Regions from separate parts of the Homo sapiens genome. Here region 1 is linked to region 2. Evidence: chromatin contacts called from ENCODE Hi-C data. All regions are on one chromosome and are shown on one strand. Each heading gives the region's core, a stretch centred on a gene start or an enhancer-like site at or near the end of the contact. The rest is flanking DNA. Distances are from core to core; before and after follow the strand shown. Region 1 holds the start of FBXW5 (F-box and WD repeat domain containing 5). Region 2 holds the start of SNAPC4 (small nuclear RNA activating complex polypeptide 4).

The links. A loop is a pair of places that touch in the nucleus more often than their neighbours do. Pooled maps may share reads with other maps.
Region 1: a loop to region 2 is called in a pooled map, with 5 times the contacts of the local background. The contact joins the promoter of FBXW5 here to the promoter of SNAPC4 in region 2. A Hi-C loop is called at or near these places in 4 of 50 pooled maps.

What each region holds. Positions count from the first base shown.
Region 1 is chr9:136,943,204-136,945,987 of GRCh38, forward strand. It overlaps FBXW5 (F-box and WD repeat domain containing 5), which reads right to left and starts at 1,535. Exons shown (of 9, transcript NM_018998.4): 1 at 1,391-1,535; 2 at 688-903; 3 at 146-303. The coding sequence starts at 880. C8G (complement C8 gamma chain) reads left to right here and starts at 2,040. Exons shown (of 7, transcript NM_000606.3): 1 at 2,040-2,255; 2 at 2,431-2,567; 3 at 2,726-2,784. The coding sequence starts at 2,118. RefSeq lists an enhancer at 1-713 and silencers at 549-618, 999-1,578.
Region 2 is chr9:136,398,866-136,401,565 of GRCh38, forward strand. It overlaps SNAPC4 (small nuclear RNA activating complex polypeptide 4), which reads right to left and starts at 1,305. Exons shown (of 24, transcript NM_003086.4): 1 at 1,269-1,305. RefSeq lists silencers at 963-1,072, 1,143-1,272, 1,343-1,552, 1,703-1,752 and an enhancer at 1,518-2,454.

The DNA.
Region 1 (2,784 bases), core at 285-2,784, 540 kb after region 2:
CTCCGCTGGATGCAGGGAGGCTGCTGTCACCTCTGGCCTGACCCACCCCCCCCCCCACCACCACCTGGTTGGAACGCCTGGGTCCTGGGACCTCCGTGCTGCGGCAGAGCTGGGTGGGGTGTGCAGGACACCTGGCCGTCCTCACCTTCACAGTGCAGTCCTTGGAGCAGGACGCGAACTGGTACCCGGAATGGGAGAAGCTGAGGTGCAGGACCTGGTCTGTGTGTTCCCGCAGCGTCTGCACCTCCACGCAGGGCACCGTGTCATACAGCCGCTGGAACTCCTCGTACCAGGACATGGCCGCTGCGGGTGGGCAGTTGTCAGTCCTGGGCCCGGGCCTTCCTCGCAGTCACGGCCATGAGCCGAGTGTGGCCCCAGCAGTCCTGGCAGGCCCCGTGGTGCCCCTGGAACCCACTAGTCATGGCATAGGCCTCGGCTGGGGGATTCAACCCTGTAGCTCACAGAGACCCCTGTACCCCCCACCCCCCAAGTGACCCAATGAACCCTCTGGCCTCCAAGCTCTGAGGGGCGCCTGCGCTGTGTCCTGACAGGCCTCTATCAGGGTGTGGGGGGGTGAGCATGGACACGCGGGGCCGCGGGGCGGGCCCCCAGCCAGGCTGACCCCCAAGCGCAGGGGCCCGGGGCCCTGGCTGCAGAACGTGGGTAGGGGCCCCACACGCCACTGACCTGGGTGTCGGGGCACGTCGCGGGCCACCTGGTAGTAGCGGTAGAACTGCTCCCTCCACAGGAACTCGTCCCGCGACACGGCCTGCCATTGGCGGCACACCAGCCCGGCGGCCAGCACGTCGGCCGGGCCCAGGCTCAGGAAGATCTGGTAGACCAGGCTGTCGGGGAGCAGGGGCGTGCCGCCCTCGTCCATCGTGACATTCTGCCCAGGCGGCCCTGAAACCCACCAACGGCTGCCCTCAGCCCAGGCCCGGGAAGGGAGGCCGAGAGCGGGCGTCCTGTTCCTCCAGCCCCAACCGTCCCGCCGGGAGTTCCACGGGGCTGCGTGTCTGCAGGGGACGCCCGGGTACCGCCGCCCAACCAAGGACCCGGCAGCTCCGGGCGGGCCGGGCCGGCCCCTCTCCGCCGCGTCATCCCCCGGCCTCCTGCGGCCGGCAGCGGGCGCCCCTCAGCCCGCCAGGGCCCGGACCGCCGCACGCGAGGCACGGGGACACCAGGCGCCGTCCGGGGACGGGCTTCCGCCGAGAGGAAGCTCGGGGCGGCCAGGCAGTGGCCTCCGCCCTGCGGCCCTGGAGCAGCTCTGCCCGGCGGGCTCGGGGCGGACGGCGGGGACGAGCGCACGGGCGGCCTCGGGGCTCCTGCACTCGCCCAAGGCGGGCGGGGACGACAAGGCGGGACCCCCGAGGGCCGCAGGCGCACTCACCACGGCCGCCTCCGCCCGCTGCGCCGCCCCCGCCCTGCGCGACCCGGACCCGCTTCCGCTGCCGCAGCCGCTCGGACCGCCGCCCCCGCCCAACGGGGAGCCCGCCAGGCCCGACGCCACGAGCCCCGAGGCATCGATGGCCGAGGAAGGCAGAGCGCGCGGGTAGCCCGCATCCGCCCCTCGTGCGCCTGCGCCTTGGGCTCCGGCGGCCTGGCCGGCTTTTCTTTGTGCGCCTGCGCGCACTCGGGCGCATTGGGAACAGCGCCCCTTGTGGCCAGCGGGCGGCGGTCGTGGGCGGGGTTGCAGGCGAGGCTCAACGAACGCTGGTTCGGGACCCGCCTCCGGCGCTCCCTGTTGCCGGGCCCTGAGCAAGTGGCTTCATGAACCCCGTGACGTTGGCCATGGAGATAAGACCACTGGGTGATGGTTTAAGGAAGATAACGTGTAAAGGGCTAAGGACTGTCGGTGGAAATCAGGGGTGCAGGAGAAATGGATAAACAGCCAGAGGTCAACTCGGACTTTGTACATAGGACATGGTGCCAGGGCCCTGCCAGGAAGTGCAGATCGAAGCTAGGCTCACGAGGAGGCTGGAGGTGGGGGGTGGGGAGGCAACGGATGGACATGGACTTCCTGGGCTGGGCTCTGTGACAGCAGAGTAGACTCTGTCCTGGGACTTGGTGGTGCTACCCTTGGCCTCCCACAGTCCTGCCACCCTGCTGCCGCCACCATGCTGCCCCCTGGGACTGCGACCCTCTTGACTCTGCTCCTGGCAGCTGGCTCGCTGGGCCAGAAGCCTCAGAGGCCACGCCGGCCCGCATCCCCCATCAGCACCATCCAGCCCAAGGCCAATTTTGATGCTCAGCAGGTAGAAGTTGGGGGGGGTAGAGGGAGGCAGGTAGAAGTTGTGGGAGGGGTAGAGGGAGACAGGTAGAAGTTGTTGCGGGGGAGAGGGAAGCAGGTGAAGTTGTGGGGGGTGTAGAGGGAAGCAGGTGAGGGGCCCTCCCACAGTGCCCTCGAGTTCTCCCATGGTCTGCCCCCAGTTTGCAGGGACCTGGCTCCTTGTGGCTGTGGGCTCCGCTTGCCGTTTCCTGCAGGAGCAGGGCCACCGGGCCGAGGCCACCACACTGCATGTGGCTCCCCAGGGCACAGCCATGGCTGTCAGTACCTTCCGAAAGCTGTGAGTCCCAGAGCAGCCCTGCACCCTAACCCCAACCCTCCTCTCAGCCCCCGGACTTCAGCCCTGCTCTGGCCCCTGACCCCACCCCGGCTGTGGCCTGGACTAGGATTCCTGGTTGGGGTCTCCCAGCCTGTGGTGCCTCCTCCCCGCCCCCCCAGGGATGGGATCTGCTGGCAGGTGCGCCAGCTCTATGGAGACACAGGGGTCCTCGGCCGCT
Region 2 (2,700 bases), core at 55-2,554:
CCCATGACACAGAGCCGGACCACAGAGGGCATTTGAGAAACGTTCACAGAGACACACACTGAGACTGCCCAGGTGGCAGGCACTAACAGCATGGTTGGGAAGGAAGCTCCCAAAGGGAAGGCTGGCTGTTCTCTGTACATCCAGAACAACGCCTGGAACGTGGCAGTGCCTGACACTAACAAATGTTTGTCAAGCTTTTTTCTTAGGAACTGTGGTCCAGGAAGTCTGAAGGGAGAAGGACGCTAGAGAGAGAGTGGGAGAATGAAACATTAGCAGAGAAAATCTAAAGGAATCACTAGCACAGACCCGGGAGCCCAAAACACCCAACAACAAAGAGAAACGCCCTCCCCCGTCCTTGGCGTGGCTCTCCCTGCTGGAGGCTGACTGGGGCCCTGCCCAACTGGAACAAAACCAAAGCATCCACCCGCGAGCACCGTTAGCCGCATCAGCAGCCCAGGTCCCCTCACTCCTTCACAAAGCCCCTTGTTTATGCCCGAAATGCTTGTGAACCTGTAAACTCAGTTAACAGCCGGCCAGAGGCAGAGCTGGCAGCGACCGCAGGCTGGTTCAGCGCCTCCGGGCCGGCGGAGACGCTTTCCTCTGGAAGCCTCACACGAGGCTGCTGCCTCCCCCTCCCCGTGTCGCTCAGGTGAGCAATGATCAGCAGGAAGGAGGTCAAAGTCACACGTGCTGAGCCACTGACATCAGGGGCTGTCCCTCTCCCCGCACCCCTCTCCCAAGGGCTGGTCATGAGGGCTGCCCACCAAGACGGAGCGCAGCAGGCGGTCCCTCCAGCCCCAGCTGCGGGGACGCCACCCAGACTCGGCTGGGCCCAGGGAACCCCAGGATGCGCCAGGACGATGGGCGTTTAGGCACTGGCTTGGGAGACAGACCCGGCCCAGGCCCAGTTCCGCCTCCTGCTCGCTGCGTGAACTGGGGAAACCCCCTCCGAGGCTCGGCCACCGCGGAATCGCCGGCGCAGTCCCCGAGACGCACGCGGGCGCCCTGCAGCCGGGGCCGCCCCGCCGGAGCCTCCTCGGAGCCCGCAGCCCGCTCCCAGCCGAGGGGCTCCCAGGGCCAGAATCCCCGCGCGCCCAGGCTCGGCCGGACGGGGGCCACGCCGGGCCTCAGTTTCCCCGACTTTGGGCGCTGCCCCGCCCCCGTCCCGGGCCTCGGCTATCCGCTCCTCGGGACAGCGCCCCCTCCACGGGGAGAGCCCTGAAGCTGCCGACGCCACCCGCGCCTCACCTGCTGGGCGCACACCTTACCTGGCCGCGCGGACCCCGCCGTCGCCCGGGCGACTGCAGACTCGACGCTTCCGGCGGCTGCAGAACAAGAGCGCCGCGCGCCGGAAGTCCCGCCTCCTGAGGCGCGGGGCACGCCGGGACGGCCGCTGCGGCCTGCCGGGACTAGAGAGGCGAACGGCTCGATGCTGCCCTCGCGCGGCCGCCCTGGGGGCCGCCTCCGCGCGCTCTGGAGGGGCGCGGGTGGACGCGGGACCTCAAGGCAGGGGACAGACAGGGACAGGCACCCGGCCACCTGGTCACGATCCGGAAGACCGGCCCTTACTGGCTGTGACCTTCGGCCATCGCTGGACCTCTCTGTGCTTGTTTCATCCTCTGTTAACGGACATGTTGGGGTTTGGTTAAGCAACGGATGAGAAAGTCTACGTGAAAGGCTTTTTCCCCAGCCTGCCCTGCATGCTCAGGATCGCCGAGGCCAGGCCGATCTCCAGGCACGTGCAGGAGACTGAGGCCAGAGGGTGGGGGCCCGCACCACACAAACTCGCTTCCCTGGTCACCTGTGCACACCCTCTGGGGTCTCCTGGCCTGGAGAGCTGCCCCGGGGCCCTCCCCTAAGTGGGCATTCATTCCTTCAGGAACGTGCCAGGGCTAACTCGGCCGGGAGCTGGGCAGGGGCCTACAGTTCCTGGCTCCTGAGAGCTTCTAAGTATCGGTGCTGCAAAGACATCCTGGGCCCAGCCAGTTGAGGGGGCCTCCACTCCAGCCTGGGGTGAGCTAGGGGCATCAGCTGGAGAACTATAAAGAGGGTTTGCCCTGCCTACCTAGGAGGTGGGCTTTTGGTGGCAAAGGGCTAGGCCCAGGTGAGGCCAAACTGGGAGCTAGGGATTGGCAAGAAACAGATGGAGGGGATGGAACCAGGCGGCTGGGGGCTCCTCGAGCGCCTCGTTTCAGTCCCTGCATCGGGCTTGAAATCTGGAGGCAGAAGGCAGGCACTAAATACCGCGCCACAAATTGTATTTTTAAACTTCTTACTATCAAACGCTTCAAACACAGACATCAAAAGAGAGGGGTGCGCAAAACCCACATGCCCATCCCCACCGCGCTTCCCTGGGCCCCACCTGCTCCATGAGCTGCTGGCATGAGGGCCAGGGGACCACCCCACTTCACACGCATCTGGTGGATGGGACCCGCCTGGCGATCTGGCCTTTGTGACCCCCACCCCATCAAATGCTGTCTCTCCCAAAGGGCCTCAGGGAAGGCCTGTGGCCTGAGGCATCCTCCCCAGATGCCCCCATCCTGCTGCTACAGGGCTCCCAGAGCTGCCTATACACTCAGAACCTCATTCCGGCACTTCCCAACCACAGCACCCTGTCTCAAGTCAGCTCTGCCAACAGAATCCAGAGCCTGCTTTCACCAACCAGCAGGAGCAGGAGGCGCATAGGGCTACGCAGCAGGA